Linked DNA regions of Mus musculus: regions 2 and 3 are each linked to region 1. A link is a loop called in an ENCODE intact Hi-C map of the cell type or tissue named here. Cell type or tissue: gastrocnemius. All regions are shown on one strand. Links, peaks and the distances in the headings refer to the core of each region. The heading gives the core; the rest is flanking DNA. Region 1 holds the start of Trib1 (tribbles pseudokinase 1). Region 2 overlaps Nsmce2 (NSE2/MMS21 homolog, SMC5-SMC6 complex SUMO ligase). Region 3 overlaps Nsmce2 (NSE2/MMS21 homolog, SMC5-SMC6 complex SUMO ligase).

Evidence for each region. A loop is a pair of places that touch in the nucleus more often than their neighbours do. Peaks named below come from ENCODE experiments on the same cell type or tissue, not always from the same donor. Only the 100,000 strongest peaks of a DNase experiment are listed, where the experiment ranks them.
Region 2: a loop joins it to region 1, with 2.1 times the contacts of the local background. A loop is called at or near these places in 12 of 42 quality-filtered maps.
Region 3: a loop joins it to region 1, with 2.3 times the contacts of the local background. A loop is called at or near these places in 9 of 42 quality-filtered maps.

The regions. Positions count from the first base shown.
Region 1 is chr15:59,647,932-59,653,207 of GRCm38, forward strand. Trib1 (tribbles pseudokinase 1) reads left to right here and starts at 723. Exons shown (of 3, transcript NM_144549.4): 1 at 723-1,591; 2 at 3,548-3,840. The coding sequence starts at 1,232. In gastrocnemius, for the core only: a CTCF peak has its summit at 2,512 (motif pointing left); DNase peaks (open chromatin) are centred at 1,119, 1,288, 1,497, 2,010 and 4 more places; H3K4me3 peaks cover 4,000 bases; H3K27ac peaks cover 4,000 bases.
Region 2 is chr15:59,521,063-59,526,338 of GRCm38, forward strand. All of the region lies in intron 4 of Nsmce2 (NSE2/MMS21 homolog, SMC5-SMC6 complex SUMO ligase), which reads left to right. Among named protein-coding and RNA genes, the nearest start is that of Gm36677, 94 kb to the right of the region's middle. In gastrocnemius, for the core only: no CTCF peak of the experiment used is centred there; DNase peaks (open chromatin) are centred at 1,382 and 3,108; H3K27ac peaks cover 1,763 bases.
Region 3 is chr15:59,586,371-59,591,646 of GRCm38, forward strand. All of the region lies in intron 4 of Nsmce2 (NSE2/MMS21 homolog, SMC5-SMC6 complex SUMO ligase), which reads left to right. Among named protein-coding and RNA genes, the nearest start is that of Gm36677, 29 kb to the right of the region's middle. In gastrocnemius, for the core only: a CTCF peak has its summit at 2,018; no DNase peak of the experiment used is centred there; H3K4me3 peaks cover 967 bases; H3K27ac peaks cover 2,161 bases.

The DNA of each region.
Region 1 (5,276 bases), core at 412-4,411:
GACTGATAATGGAATTCATCACCTTTCCTCTCGCCCCTTCCTCCGGCTGCAGCCGCGACTCGACGGCGCCCACAGCTCCACCGGGAGCTCCCCAAAGTGCAGAACGGCGGGGAGGGGGGGACCCACTAGGATAAAGGCGTGACCACTGGGTCTCAGCCAGCTGCCGGTGCGCAGCCAGGAGGTGCGCGCGCGGCCGCCGGGAGCTCGGTGCTCCATTGTGTTGTGTGAATGATGCGCGCGCACCAATCAGCGGTCGTTTCGCCCCTGCTGCCCCGCCCCTCCCGCCCACTTCCCCGGGAACCTGACGTCACGGGAGCTTTGCCTCCGCCCCCTCCCTGGGCTACGGGCCCGCGGGCCTGCGGTGGGGCGCGCGCAGCCTGCTGCCCAGCCCAACCCGGGGGGCGTGTGCGCGCGCCCAAGGCGTCCCAGGACGTTCCCACCTGCGCCTCGGCGCGCGCGGTCAGGAGCATCCCCAGGCCTCCAGCCACCCCTTACAGTTCCAGCCTCCAACTCCACCTCCCCTCCCCCCTAGTCTCCTCCCTCCGCTCCGGTGACTGCAAGCCGGGCGACGGGGCCGGAGTCGTCGCAGCCACCTCATTGCACAACCCGGCTTCCCAACTGTTTACACAGCCCGGGCTGTGAGTGTGTGTGTGTATACAGCGTGAGTCACCGGGAGGCGGAGGAGGTGGAGGAAAAGGAGAAGGAGTGCACTGGCCGGGATCAGTGCGGCACACACACTCATAGTCGGTCACTCTCTCTCTCTCTCCTGGAGCGCGTCTCGCTCGCTCACACGCCTGGAGCCCAGGAGCGCGCAGGATTCCGAGCGGCGCGGAAAAGTTGTACCGGCTTTTACGCCAGACTAATTGCTTTGGGAAGTGCGTTTGCTCGGAGAAGCCGAGGAGCCTGTGGAATCCTGTCCTCGAGGCTCAACACCCGGGAACTCGGGCCGTCTCCACGTCCCGGACTATCCACAGCCTCGGCAACAATAGCGGCGGCCACCGCCAACGAGGCGCCCAGACCTGGTGCCTGTGGGGGTCTGGAGACCTTAGCCGGCCTCCCACCCTTGGACGCGTGGCCAACGTGGTTCTGGTGGACAACGCCAGCGTCCTGGAACGGCTCCTCTTGGGGACCGATCCAAGCTCTATCTGCAAACTCCATCCCGCCGACTGGAAGAAGTCACAGCGCAGATCCAGGGATTTACAAAGCCGGGGCCGCTCCGGCCAGGGCCGCGATGCGGGTCGGTCCCGTGCGTTTTGCCCTGAGCGGCGCCTCGCAGCCCCGCGGTCCGGGTCTACTGTTTCCGGCTGCCCGGGGAACCCCGGCCAAACGCCTGCTGGACACGGACGACGCGGGGGCAGTGGCGGCCAAGTGTCCGCGCCTCTCTGAGTGCTCGAGTCCCCCCGACTACCTCAGTCCCCCTGGCTCGCCCTGCAGCCCTCAGCCTCCGCCCTCCACGCAGGGGACCGGCGGCAGCTGTGTGAGCTCACCCGGGCCCAGCCGAATCGCCGACTACCTGCTGCTACCCCTAGCTGAGCGCGAGCATGTGTCCCGGGCACTGTGCATCCACACCGGCCGCGAGCTGCGCTGCAAGGTAAGCATCCTGGGGCGGAGGTTGCGGGTCTGGATCGTCCACAGAAGTGCCTAGGTTCCGGCCCACCGGGATCACAGTCCCGCCAGCGCTTGGGTTTGGCAGAGCAGATAAGGGCGTTTAGTTGGATAAGGAGGGTATTTTGGTCAGCTTCGTGTTTTTGGAGGTTGAGTGCTTTCCTGTGGAGTGTTTTTTGGTGAGGGTTAGGCGGTCTAGAGGAAGTGCAGGGTTCAGTTCTTTTATCTCTGTTCTTTTCTTTGGCGCTCTGTATTGCTAGCGCGTGGCGTTCCATTTAAGTTTGGAATTGCAATGGGTTCCAGGGCCATGCCATTGCCCTGCTCTCATCCCCCTCCTCCCCCTGTCCTGGAAGGACGCCCTGCAGTGTGTGCCTCCTCGGGACTTGGAGCAACTGGCAAGCTCTTTGCGCGAGGCTCGCGGCATGGGTTCTGTATAGACCAAGTCGGGCTTCTTTTTACCTAGGGGTTTCTGGGCTTGAACTCCTGTTGGGACCAGCATACAGCCCACCCCAGGAAGTGTTGGGATGGGGTGGTCTTAAGCGTGGGAAGGCTTCTGGCCAGCATCGGAGTATTGGAAAACTTCCAGAGGCTCGCTTCCACTTGCTTTAGTTTGAGCCGGCGATTTTCATTGCAACATTAACAGGAGTACAACTAGATACAGGATGGCCGGTCTGGGAGAGCGCGTAGCCCAGGACTGCTTCGCAGTGTGCTCTTCGTGAGCCGGACACCCCATCTCTGGGCCATTGAGAGCCCCACTGACTCCTTTCATTCTCCTGCAGTTAAAAGTGGCATCTGGGTTTCCAACAACTCACCTGAAAGCCCCCCTCCGCCCCCCCCCCCCCCCAACGTGAGCGCCCCACCTCTCCGTTTGCTGCTGCCACCTACTGTCCACTCTCGTGAAATCTCTGATGCGTGGTCAAGCACAGAGAGAAACTCTTTCTTCTTGGTGGATGAGAACAGTTTTGGGAGAGAAACGGATGGGGCGGGAGGAGAAGGCAGCAGATATATATTTTTTTCCCAAGTTGGTACTAGAGCAGCCACCTCAGAGGTGGGGTTGGTCTGGGTCATTGTGCAACCCCTTCCAGTTCCTCTGAGCAGATAATAGCCGAATCCAGATGGTGACAGCCCGTGTGTCACCATTTCCAGTTGCGTCTAGGATATGAGTAACCGGGCTGAACAAAAGGCCCTTAAAGAGACCAGCCAGCTTCTTAGAGGATTTGCTACCCGTTCTGGGGAGGGGGGCCAACCAGGGTGGATGGGGGTCGAGGAAACAAACAGGAAAAAAGAGAAGACCTATAGAGGTGCCTATCCTCTCCTGTAAGAAGGTAACTACAGGCTGCTTCCACCTGAGTCTCAGCCATAGGCAGGCTGCATAAGGCCGCTTTGTCAGTCTCTCCTTCCAAGTCATCAGTTCCTTCTGACTAATGACAGCTCTGCGTGTTTGCTGCCTCAGCTTCCCGTGGAGGCTGCAAAGTCACCACATTCTTTGACTGTGCTCTGCTGAGCCTCCTGGGTTCGCAGGAGATGCATGCATGTTTAGCTGTTGATTTTTCACTCTTAGGGATGCCGGGGGTACCTTCCCCTAGCTACTTACTGTCTGCTAGGAAGAGCTACAGCAGGGAGCTGGGCTTGCTTGGCTCCCAGGAGCTGATGGCCCCCTAAAAGACAAAAGCATTTGCAGAAGGGAGTTCTTCTAGTCACCCTACAGTAGGGGGTGGGCTCTGGGAGTGTGCTAGCCCAGATCCCAAAGTGTAGCTGGTTTGTTGTAAGGGTATCCTAACAGCTGGAGCTCTGAGGGGCTACCCAGAAAAGAATATATGAATGGGGCTTATTGCCATTGAAAGCCCAAAGATGGAGAACTCCAGCCCAGCTTCAGATAGGACCTTGGAGGCGGGCCCTCTGTCTTTCTCATTCCTTAAACAGGTCACTTTTCTCCCCACAGGAATTCCCCATTAAACACTACCAGGACAAAATCAGGCCTTACATCCAGCTGCCGTCCCATAGCAACATCACTGGCATTGTGGAGGTGCTCCTTGGTGAGAGCAAGGCCTACGTCTTCTTCGAGAAGGACTTTGGAGACATGCACTCCTATGTGCGGAGCCGAAAACGGCTTCGGGAAGAGGAGGCCGCTCGGCTCTTCAAGCAGATTGTTTCCGCCGTCGCCCACTGCCACCAGTCGGCCATCGTGCTGGGGGACCTGAAGCTCAGGAAGTTCGTCTTCTCCACCGAGGAGAGGTAGGCAGCTGACACAGCACTTCTGGTGGCCTTTTGGAACAACAGCAGCAACAATCCCCACCCCCCCAAACAATGAAACAAACAAACAAAATGAAACAAAACCCCCAAAGGCACAGGTCATGCCTTTAGGTGCAAGATAAACCCAAGGGCTCAGGTCTTCTCTGCTGTTAGTACTAAGTCCTGCATCTGGGAAGTGATGGCCAACCCCAGTTTATTCTCTGCTCTATTGGACGCAGCATAGGGAAGCCTAGAGGTGTGTTGGTGCTTTTCTTGATGCTACCTGTTGACAGGATGCCCTTCCTGCCCCTGTCTCAGGCTCAGGTTTATCTCCTCTTGTCAGAAAGGCCAGTCTTTTGGGGAAAAGGTGTCCACTTGTCAAGGACAAGTGGACTCCAAGAGGTGCTCAAATTCTTACTTCCGTGCCCTGCCTCTGCTGTACCTAGAAGACTTTACAGAGCTAGTTGTGTTGTTGTGTTGGCAGAATAACAACCATCCCTATCACACCAAACTCCCGTTCTGTTTGAGCCTGGGCGCACCCCACCCCTCCCAGTAGTTGGTTCCCATTCTCTGGTGAGTTTTTAAAGACATCTCATCAGCTCCATCTTCAGAAAATAACCACATTGAATAATAAATGGAAGTTGGCTAGCGTGCACTGCTAAATATAGTTCCTGGCTTACCTCACAAAGGACAAGATGTGCTTGATAAGGGAATAAATAAGGAGACAGTAAGATCTGAAGTGGAGGCTGCACCAAGAGAACCCAGGAAGCAGCTTGAGCTATACCACACTTCATTCTGCAGCCAGACTCCGTCCGTGGTGGGAAGATAGAGATTGCCTGTCTGTAGAATTGTCCTGTGGGAGTGAGTTACTTTCTCGAATACAGTTACACAGGACTTACCCTACCTGTGCACTTTTACCTGTAACACCAGGGCCCCCCTAAAACAGTTACAGAGGTTCCCCAAAGTGTGTGTTTGTATCTGACCTTGCACTGACCATCGAAACACACAGGATTAGCAAAGAGAAACTGTTTGCCGTGAAGAAGTGTCCGGTTCCTGGCCGGTGTGTGCTTCTTTGATAATGGCGATGCCTATTTTTGAAACATGCACTACACACCTCCTCACCGGCTTTTGAAATCTGCATTGCACAGGCCAGTGTCATGGGCATAGGGTTTGGTAACCCGAGGGTTAAGCAATGGCAGGCTGACGTTATTCCTGTAGCCAGCACAGGTGCAGGGTTTTAGTACTACAGGAGCCAATCAGGGGCAGACACCCGAGGGTTGAGTCATATTTTCCGTTTACAGAACCGATGGGTATTTTACATAACAGGGAGGTCATGCTGAGGACATACCGAAGTTAGCACATGTATACTACACTCCAGGGAACAGGAAGGCTGGAAAGGAAAAAAAAAAAGAAAAGAAAGAAACTACCAGACCTTTGAT
Region 2 (5,276 bases), core at 639-4,638, 130 kb before region 1:
TCCAACATCCCCGGCCTCATGCCTACACTTCAAAAGAGTAAAAATAAAACTTTAAGTTCAGTAAATGTTCCTTGTATTTCATTTTAATCCTTGTCAGCTCAGTTCCGTGATACACACACACACAACTAGCTTTTAAAAACTTTCCAAGTTTTTTATGATTTTTTTTTCCTCATTTAACTTCCAATTGCCTGCCAATTTTCAGTTGAGGAAAGTTTTTCTTACATAAAAACAGAGCCTTTCCAGTTCTGAGATTAAGACTATTGGTTTCTGTTTAGGATGACTCTATCTTAGGTCTCCATCCATAACCATTGGCAGAACTCTGTTAAGAGCTTACTTGTCCCTGTTCTTGCTGTTGAAGATTTTTAGGACGATTTGTCCAAAATGAAAGCAGTATTAATTCCCGTAGGTAGCCTCGGTGCCTGGCTCATCTTTTCTGCTGTCTTCCCCATCACTGTCTATATTCTGGATGCTTTGAGCATCATAACTGGTGTCAAGGACCCACATGCATTTCCCTCCCACACGCTCTTTCTCTCCCTAGAGTAACATCGTTTGGAAATTTGAACATCCTTTGATACAACCTTTACTGGATGGAACTTCTGTGAAATTTCTCTTGCTTTCCCTCGTATTATCACCTGCTCCCCCGTCATGCCCCGGCTGTCCTGTGCCTGATTCTTGGCCACGATTATCACCATATTACAGTTAAAGGTTAAAACACTGTTGCCTGTGGGCTGTGAACTCCAGGAAAGAGATACTACTCTCTGCTTCTCCCGAGTCGTCCATAGGCTGTGACCAGGTTATAGCCAAGCAGATCAGTGGGCTAGCCTCACCTCACGACCTCCTGACCCTCTGAATCCTAGTCATTTCTATTGTTCATTTTACTGTCCAAGATCTGCCACGGTAGGTGTTCACCCTCCTGGCTCTTCCAGTTTTGCATTCCTTTCCTGGGCCTCCAAAATGTTCTGTACATGGACCTCCAGTGCTCTCAGGAAGGAGGGAAGACAGGAGCTGTTATTTATTGGTTCTCTGCTGCTCATCTCGGTGATTCAGCCCAACCTACACTGCATACTTGGCCCATTTACTAGAGCAGTCACCAGCACTCTGTGCTCCTTTGATCACCTCACCTCCCACTGTGCCATCGGTCCAGCCAGCCCCTGTCTTTTGTCCTGCTCCAGTGCTCCAGGACTCTTAACTGAAACACAAGCTCTTCCAGATTGAGCCTTCTACAGACTGGCTGCTCAGACAAAGATCACCTAATCTGCCCAGCTCCCAACCCTGTGAGCTGCCATTGCCAGGCATGGCTTCATTATAGTCTTCCAGGGAGCCCTTACCAGCGGAGCAAAACTAAACTCGTTCAGATCTTCTCTTCTGCCATACTGTTGCTGAGCCCGTTTCCTGTTCCCTGGCGGCCTTCCATGAGTCCCTCTGATGGCAAGTCCCCTTCTCGCTTGCTTCTGCAGAGCAAAGGACTGGTTGTTTTGAGGCCCTACTTCTTGCTTTACTTTTGGTCACACTGCATCTTCTGCCCACTCCGCTGTCCTCCTATCTCTGGCTACAGAATATCACTTAGATAAGAGCACACAACGATGTTTCATGTATTTTCCCTGATGATGTACACAGTGCCTGGTACAGTGTCTGCCATGGTGGAAAGCCCACGAACATTTGAACAGAGAAGAAGCCAAAAGACAAAGGAGAGTAGATTGGACCCTGCTGCTGTTCTATGTGCATGTACGCATTTCCTTTTTAAGGTTTCATTGTGTATATTCATCAGCGTCTATTTTCTTCTCATCCCTAGAAGCCCAGTGAAGTTAGTGCTGTCATCCCTGATACGTATGTGCAGAGAAAACTCATAGAAGTCACTCTGCTTGTAGGGGGAAGAACTTCCTGTCTTTCACAAGCCTGCTCGATGCCGTCACTTCTGAAAAGCCTTAGTATGCCCCTAGCCTTCCATGGCACTGTTCACTCATGGGCGTCTCTACAGAAATGACATTGTGCGTGGCTCCTGTGCCAGGTGCATTACGCCCTCCTCCTTGCCACTGCTTACATGAGGGCTTCTGGTATGTGGGGTCTTTGACAGTTTTCACTTTCTGTCTCACACTCCATATGCCAGTCTTAGCTCTATAACCTCAGACAAGTTATGAGTTCCTCAGGTGGGTGGAAGTGTTTCTTCTTTTATGTGACCCTTGTTGGACATACATAAGGGATTGTTGCGTAGTGACCATTTCCCGTCTGCTGAGTTGGAGGCTCTGGGACATGAGTCTGGTAACGTCTTCATCACTAGGCTGTTCTTCAGATCTCACTTGCATCTTTCTGTTGTTCCCTGCAGAGGGCCTCCCCTTCTCCAGTAGCCTGTCTGCCTCTTCCAGTCAAGCACTGGTAGTCCTTAGATATGACGAATATGGTGACTAACTGAGAAGCCTCTTTGTAAAGACCTCAAAAGCAATCACAGGTTTAAATGTGTGTTTGCAGATAAATACATACATATGTTTGCATATAAACAAAGATTTTGTCATCTTCTTTAAGTGCTTAACTCGCATGTGCTTACTAAGACATCTCTGCAGACTGTAAATTAAAAGAATAGCCAGCCACCGAGAGTTCCAAGACCAAGAGTTCCAAGACAAAAAATCCGCAAAAATTCTTTGAAAAATTTTTGGCTAGAAAATTATTTTAATTGACTTTTTAGTACAACTTTTGATGTTAAATATAATGTCAGTGGCAGAGAATCTAAAATAATAAGCATACTTGGGATCTTTAAAAATCCATTGTCAGTGTCCACCATGTGCAGATTTTAGTTGATTATAGTGAAATGACTGGCGGGGAGAAAGAAAGGTGTTCTAGTAAGTACTCATAAGGAATTCCAGAAGCTTCTGGGAGCTAGGACCACTGGTTCTGGAGGCACTGCACCATCTTTGGGTTCTCCAGTGGCATGGAGGGCTGCTTCTGAGCAGGCCTGGCCCTCCTCTCAGGTTTGCTTCTCAGCTTTCCCTGGTTCCTTTGGAGGAGAGGAAGTGTGTGTGTGTGTGTGGGGGGGGGGGGGGGTCTGGAGAAGCCTGAGGGCAGAACCCATGGGTTGCTGAAGTGAGCGAGCCCTGTGGTTGCCATGCCAAGGCCTGGCTGGTGCTGGCTCAAGCTCCGTGTTTGCTTTGTGGGAGCATGCCGGAACTGACCTTTCACTTGCCCTTCACGCTCTGGGTGACTCAAACGCTGAGCCATTGTTTTAGGAACTGATTATGCTTTGACAGTATGGCAGAGGTATTTCCTCAGTGCTGGGCCGAGGCTGGGAGGTGGGTAGATTTTGGTATGATTTTGCTTCAATTGGGAGGACCGCTTTTCTCTTTCTTTGGGTATTGTTTTGCTTTTTCCATCTGTAATACACATGCCAGTCCCAGATGCTGAAATTCACCTGAACCTGTCCAAAAATTGCCAAGAGATCTTGTAGCTTTCACTGGCAGCTTGTAGCCTTAGTGTGGCATTTCTGTTAAAGGCTCACTCTATCCTTGCCATCATATGGAGGCCAAGAGTCAAAACAGACAAATGTGGAAATGTAAGCCATATAAAGCTCTGTGCTTGTAAATCTTCATAGTAGAGCAACTATAACAGTGTGAAGGGAGGCTTTTATTACGTAGATTCATGGAATCTGCCCTCTCTGAAAGTTTGGAGTTGCCGGTTAAATACGTATGTATTTTTCAAAGGAAATCATCAAAAAGGACATTCCGCTCTTATTACAAAGTTATTTTAGGGGTAAATATTTTGATAGATGTGGTTCGGTGCACCTGGGAGCTGAGCCGTAGCTTGAGGCGGTTAGAACAGATGGAGCTCTGAGATAGTTCAAGGCTTGGGTTTTCCCCTGTGCAAGCACATGGCTGGTGGGCCGCAGGAACCTTAACTTTCTCCATGCTGATGTTAGAAAAGTAGCTTTCTTATGGAAAGGTCTCATTACTGAAGCGTTCGGGGACCATCGTAGGTCTTCTCTGAAATAAATGTATAGTGAGGTCTGTTGTGTACACACATTTTATTAAGAGAGAGAATGCAGTCTCTGGCCAGGAGTAAGTCATGTCAGGACTGCCTACATTTGCATCAAATGCAAAGGTCTGGGATTTGGGCGCTGACTGACTGACAGGAACAGCAGAAGCTTAGCAAGACAGAAAGACTGCTGTGAGCTTCCTTCTTTTTTGAAGTTGAGTTGAATCACTAGTCAGATTGAAATCCTAGCATATAATTTTTAAAAATAGTCTAGTGTGTCATCCAACCTTGTCAGGAAATCAGTGTACACGAGCACAGCTCTGGCTGCTTCCCGTGCTCACCTGCCATTTCAGTAGAGAGCTTGCTTGGCTAGGGACATTCTACAATTCTAACACTTCTCCCTCTTTGACTAAAGTGATCTTTTGTCAGCCATGAAAGTATTTGTCCTTGTGAAAGTCACCTCGTAGGAGCCGGGTGGTTTGGTAACCTGAGTCCAGTCATGGGGCCCCGTTCATAAGTTAGTGATCTTGGAACAGGGACCATGTTTGTTGGTGTGATTTGTCTCTGTTTTGGTTTGGTTTTGTTGAGAAAGTCTCACTGTGTAGCCCAGGCTGGCCTGGAAATCAAGCCAATCCTGGCTCGGTCCCCTAAGTGATGAGTTTTACAGGTATGAGCTACCACACCCAGTCGTTTGTCACTTCTTATTTCCTATCTCAGAATAAGTTCCCCAAGGGCAGAAACCACCTTTCTGTTCTCATCGAGTAGTTGTTGATGATTTGTTGACGGACACATAGCTGAGAACTGTTTGTGTAACCCCCCCCCCCCCGCCCCCAGCTCTGAGTTAACACATGGTGATGGTGATTTTTCAGCACTTCCTTATTAGTAGCACAGGCAGGAACATGGATATTGCAAGCTCGCCAAGCGCTAACCCTTCCCACCCTTGGTAAGAGTTCCTGATAAACCTTTGGCTTCTGAGGAGAGAGAACTAAGCCCCAGTACCTCCTCAGCAACCGCCTTTCTAGATGCGGGAAGTGGATCTGGACTGTCAGAGCTGTTCTAGTGTCATGGAGGTGTCCTGTGTTTGCAGCAGCTGCTAGCCCTATTGTGCTCTTTCACTGAACGCTCTATTAGCCTTTGTGCCATCTGCTTATTTGAGACAATACAGCTGGGTTGACTGCAGCCATTCCAACAATCAGGATTTTCTTTTTAACAATGTGAACATTGCATACTGCCTCTCATTGTACACAGTATTAAGACAAAAAATACCATTTAGAAATGGTTGTGCTAAGCTCATTTTAAAATAAAAAGGTTCTATT
Region 3 (5,276 bases), core at 426-4,425, 62 kb before region 1:
GCAGAGTATTCAGAGTGAATCACGTGGGTTCAGCTTTGAGCAATTAGATGGTAGGAAAGTGTGAGACAGACCAAAGGCCTCAGCTTTGACAGTGGAAACTGACATCTTGGTCTATGCAGTGCCCACCCTGTCATGTCCTCAATTGTGTGTGTCACAAGTATTTAACTTTGAAAATCCTCCTTCAAACACTTGCATCATTCCTGCTTCCTCTGGTGCTCATTCTGTGGCATCAAGGAAGGAGGGAGATGTGTATGCATCCCCCACCCCCAAGCGCTGGGAAGGTGGCTCATTGGTTCAAAGCTTTTCTTGGTTTTCCAGACGACCTGAGCTTGGCAGACTTACAACTACCTATAACTCCAGTTCCAACTAATGTCCTCTTCTCGCCTCTTAGAACACACATACACATGTGGCATGCACTCACACATTAATAATAATAATAATAATAATAATAATATATGAGAAAATTCAAGGTTTAGGGATCTAGCTTGCCTACCTTGCAGAAAGCCCAGTACCACATACACTAGGCATGTTTCATTCATAACTGTAATCCTTTCACTCAGAAGGTAGAGGCAATAAGTCAAAAAGTTCGGGGTCATCCTTAGCTACATAGTAAATTTGAGATCATCCTCCAGGACATAAGATCCTGTCTTAGAGATGAGGGTGGGGGGACATCAATTAAGCAACCAAATTTGATTACCTGACTCCTACCCTGTACATCCCTCCACTGTAATCTTAGTTTTTGGCAGGCTTTCTTCCTCCACACACACAGTGCTTGCTTCCTGAACCCAGGCATCTAGATGCAGGGTTGGGGTTCTGAGGCCTGCCCATTGGTTAGACGTTAACAGCTAACATATGCTTCTAACGACATCCAGCCATCCTTCAGTATCTGTGAGGGGTTATCTCTGGGATGCCTGAGATATCAAATTTCACAAATGTTCAAGTACCATAGACACAATGGCAAGTGTTTGCATAGAACACACTCCCTCTTAGAGTCTTTAAGTCATCTCTGGGTTTACTCACCATACCCAATTTGGTGTAAATGCTATACTCAGAGGCACTGCACTACTTAGGGATCAGTAACAAGAAGAAAAGTTCTGTGCATGTTCAGGACAGGCACAGTTGCTTCTCTAAACATTCTTCATCTCTATGCCTGATTTAATTCATATATGCAGAACCCAGGAGTGTGGGAAACATGACATCTCATTTGCTTGCTTATATATGCAAAATCAGGACTATTTTGTGATTCTTTAATAAAGATTACATTGGCTTAATCCAGCTGCTCCTTTATTAAAGGTCTAGTTTCTACAGTTGCCTTTGAAATATCATGGGACTTAAAGACTTATTCTTGTCTATATACTAGACATAACAATATAGTCCATCGTGGGTATTATGTGAGTATTAAATGAAATAATATCAAGTCACTGGAGCAGTCTTCAGTAAGTGAGCTATTATTAGTATTAATGAGACACCTGGCAATGGAACACTCTAGAAGCAGCACACTGTTCACAGTGCTCAGAGGATGCATCGGGAGAACGTAGAATGACATGCACCCTGGACAGTTTTAAGCACAAGCTATGCTTTGTCTGGCTCTTGATGTTCTGGGATAAGTAAGACTTTGGTTGGCAGCTAACCCCACTCTCCAAATGTCTGTGGTTCTGGCAGATCTGTGCCTTTCTCTCCCGCCTGCCTTTTACCACACGTACCATGCAGTTCTGTCCTGGAGACCAGGTAAACCACCAGAAGTGATATTTATTGCCAGATGCGACCTTTTGTGAGCACCTTGTAGAATCCCAGCATTAATGTCACTTTCTATAAATACAGGTGAAGGGTGAGGAAATGCTCTCTTTAGAGAAGTGTCGCTATTGCAATCTTTCCTCTTTTAGACTCTCTCGGTCTGTGGGCTATTACTCACGGCTGGCATTCACCCTTCTCTCTCGTTACCTCCCTGTTCGTGATCTCTGCCATCTCTTAGTTCCCTGCTCGGCCTCCCTAGCGGTTGGCATTGCATCTGAGTTATGCTTTCTTGCTTCCTCCACCTTTTGAAATTTAAAAATAGAAAAAGACCAACAAACCCACAGTCTTTCACGTGGGCTGAACTCTGTTAATACGTCTAACAGATTTTCCGGTGAATTCCACACTGTAATATTTATAGTCAGAAATCTGCCATTGGTTCAGAATAAACTCTGTAAGAAATTCACAAGGAGCTACTTTATTTTGACTATCAGACACGAAATCAGGCAGAGGAGTCACCAGCCCACAGGAGGAGGCTTTGCAAAGAGGGTCCCATAGGCAGCGTGGGTCCCAGAGGCAGCGGGGCTCCCTGCCGCCCCTGTACCTTTCTACATTACCTGCCCACTTTCCTGAGTCAGTACTTGATAAAGGAGTCTCTCATACAGTGAACACCAAGCCCAGGGCTCAGAAAACATGCAGACCTTCGTAGGTGTGAGCAGTGTGAGCAGAAGGCCCACCCCAGTATCATACTAAACAAACATGTACCAAACATGTACAGACTGTTACATGCTAAACACCATTTTATTGCTGACAGGTGTTTTGAACTTTCTGCAATTTTGCTTTGAAAATAGAATGGCTGAAAATAACTGATTTGTCACTGGCTGTTAGTGTCTAAGCAGTAATCTTTGCATAATTTATTACATTAAATAATAGATCCAGCCTGTGTATCGATTCCAAATGAAATATTGTTAATTACTAAATAAACGGTTACTAAGGATAAGCAAATAATATTATTTGCAGGCCTTTGACATGAGTTGATTTTTAAGTTGACAGCTGACTTGCTTAGAATAAAGGATTACCCGCTGCTGGTCTGTAGTGCCTTAGACCAGAAGAAGCACCACTGGTTTGGGATTTGGGAGCACGTGGACAGACAAGTACAGCCGGGCATCCCTACTCCATCTGAAATCAGAAACTTTGAAGTCATTGTGTTGACGCTCAGAAAGAGTTCCAGTTCTGAGACAGAGATGCACATCTGTTGATGGTGTCCAGCATCTCTGATGCTTCTCTACACCCTTGGAAAGGGCTAAGATCACAGACACTACCCTGCTGTGTATGCTTTCCAGAGTTCTGCTTGGGAGTCCAGCATCTTTATCCTCCCTTCATGGAGTGAGTGTCGGCTTAGGGACTTGAAATTACCATACAAGTAAAGGGGTCCAATAAAGAAAGGGGGCCCCTCTAAAAGAGCAGTTGGGGAAGAATCTCTGGCCTCCAACCAAATGGCCGTGAACAAAAATTCCATGCCCTTGTCCTGCCTTAGTAGGACAGATAGACAGACATTCAGACAAACAGACAGACACTCCACCTGCCCTAAAGGGAGGCCCAAAGTAGTTGTGTAACACACAAGTTTACAAACCCCTCTGACCCTGCTGGAGTTTCTGACTGTCAAGGGCTTGTTTCCCACACCTTGACAAGAAAGCAGTTTTAGGTCTATATTATTCTACCAGCATGAAAGAAGGAAGAGGAAAAAGAAAAAAGACAGAGAAAAGGAGGAAAGAATAAGCCATTGACAGACAGTTGACAAGTATAGACTAAAGATGACTTACCTGAGATACTTGGGACCACAGTGTTTGTGGTTTGGGATTTTTAAACATTTGCATATACATAGTGAGATAACCTGAGGCTAGGATACAAGCCAAGCAGAAAGTTTAACTATATCCCATACAGTTTCTACACAAAGCCTGAAGACAACAACTTTATACAGTATTTTAAATAGATGAATGTCCTCACCAGAAAATAACCACCTAAGCTAAAACAGACTCTGATGTCATATAGTATTTTAATCCATGAAGCAAAGTCTCACAGTGTCATTGTCCGTGTCTGGTGTCATGTCGGTATGCAAAATGTTGTAAGGTTTGGTGTATTACAGATTTCAGACTTGCAGCTTAGGGAGACTCGGCCTGTAGCCTGTCTTCAGAAAGGAGCTCACCTGTCCCCTGTTTTCCTCACTAAAGGACAGGTGTAACACAGTGAGGGGAAGCAGATGGCTCTGTGTTCACAACCTCACACTCACTGTGCATCATTCTCAGTGCAGGCTAGGAGCTGAGGTGCCCCCCCCCCGCCCCCCTGGGTCAGCTCTCTTCAGAGCAGCAATGTGATGGCATGCTTTTTCACGTCCTTGAGATTCCCCAACATGGTATTTCACGGGGTTAGATGCCAGAAAGATACTGAAATCTAGCTGTCTCTAGAAGCTGCCTTCTATGAAACCAAACATTTAAGATATTTACAAATCCAAAAACATGATGCCATTCTCTGGTTTGTCCTGGGAAATATAATTACTTTTAAATTTTAAATTTTTTATTTATATGAACTGGGTATGGTGGCTCACACCTTTAATTTTAGCACTTAGGAGCAGAGGTAGAGGGATCTTTGTGAGTTCAGTGCTAGCCTGGTCTACAAAGTGAGTTCCAGGACAGCCAAGGCTGTTACACAGAGAAATCCTGTCTTTATTAAAAAAAAAAAAAAAAAAAAAAAAAATTGTAGCGGGAGGTGACTCAGTGGTTAAGAGCACTGGCTGCTCTTTCAGAGGACCTGGGTTAAACTCCCAGCAACCACATGGCAGCTCACAACTATCTGTAACTCCTGTTCCAGGGCTTTTGACACCCTCACACTAACGTACATACAGACAAAATGCCAGTGTACATTAAAATAAATAAATAAATGTTATTTATATTGACATGCAATGGGAGTGTTGCTATTATCTTTAAATACAGCAATAAGTATGTTTTTTTTTAATTCTTCAGTCTTAATATCTACTGTGGTAAATACTGATACATACAACCCATCTCTTTAAACAGCTCCTGGAGTCCTCAGTAATACCTAAGACCTCATTGAAGTTCAAATCATGCACCCCAAAGTGTTTCTGAAGGGTCTACAGGAAGGTCCTGTCTACAGTTTGTTTCTTGAGGCAGGAGCCATGTTGCTTTGTTTGTTTGTTTGTTTGCTTGTTTGCTTGTTTTCTCCATTTGTCTTGGTATCAAAGCTCTGAAGCAAGGCACCTTGCTAGCCCAAAGCCTGTGACTGAACACAGGAGAGTCCAGGTCCTCTAACCAGGTCATCTGTTACCAAGCTGTATCCCCTTACAGATTCATTATCTGAACTTTGTAAAGTCTTATTTTACTGACCTGGTCCTTGTGGGCAGAACTGGGGACCCCTTGGGACTCTGTTAAAAACAGAAGAGTTGACCTCCAGCCATCCAAGTGCCTAGTGCAGGGACTGAGGTCAAATAGGTCCTGAGGAACTTCCTGCCCTTCCTTCCTCGCCCTGCC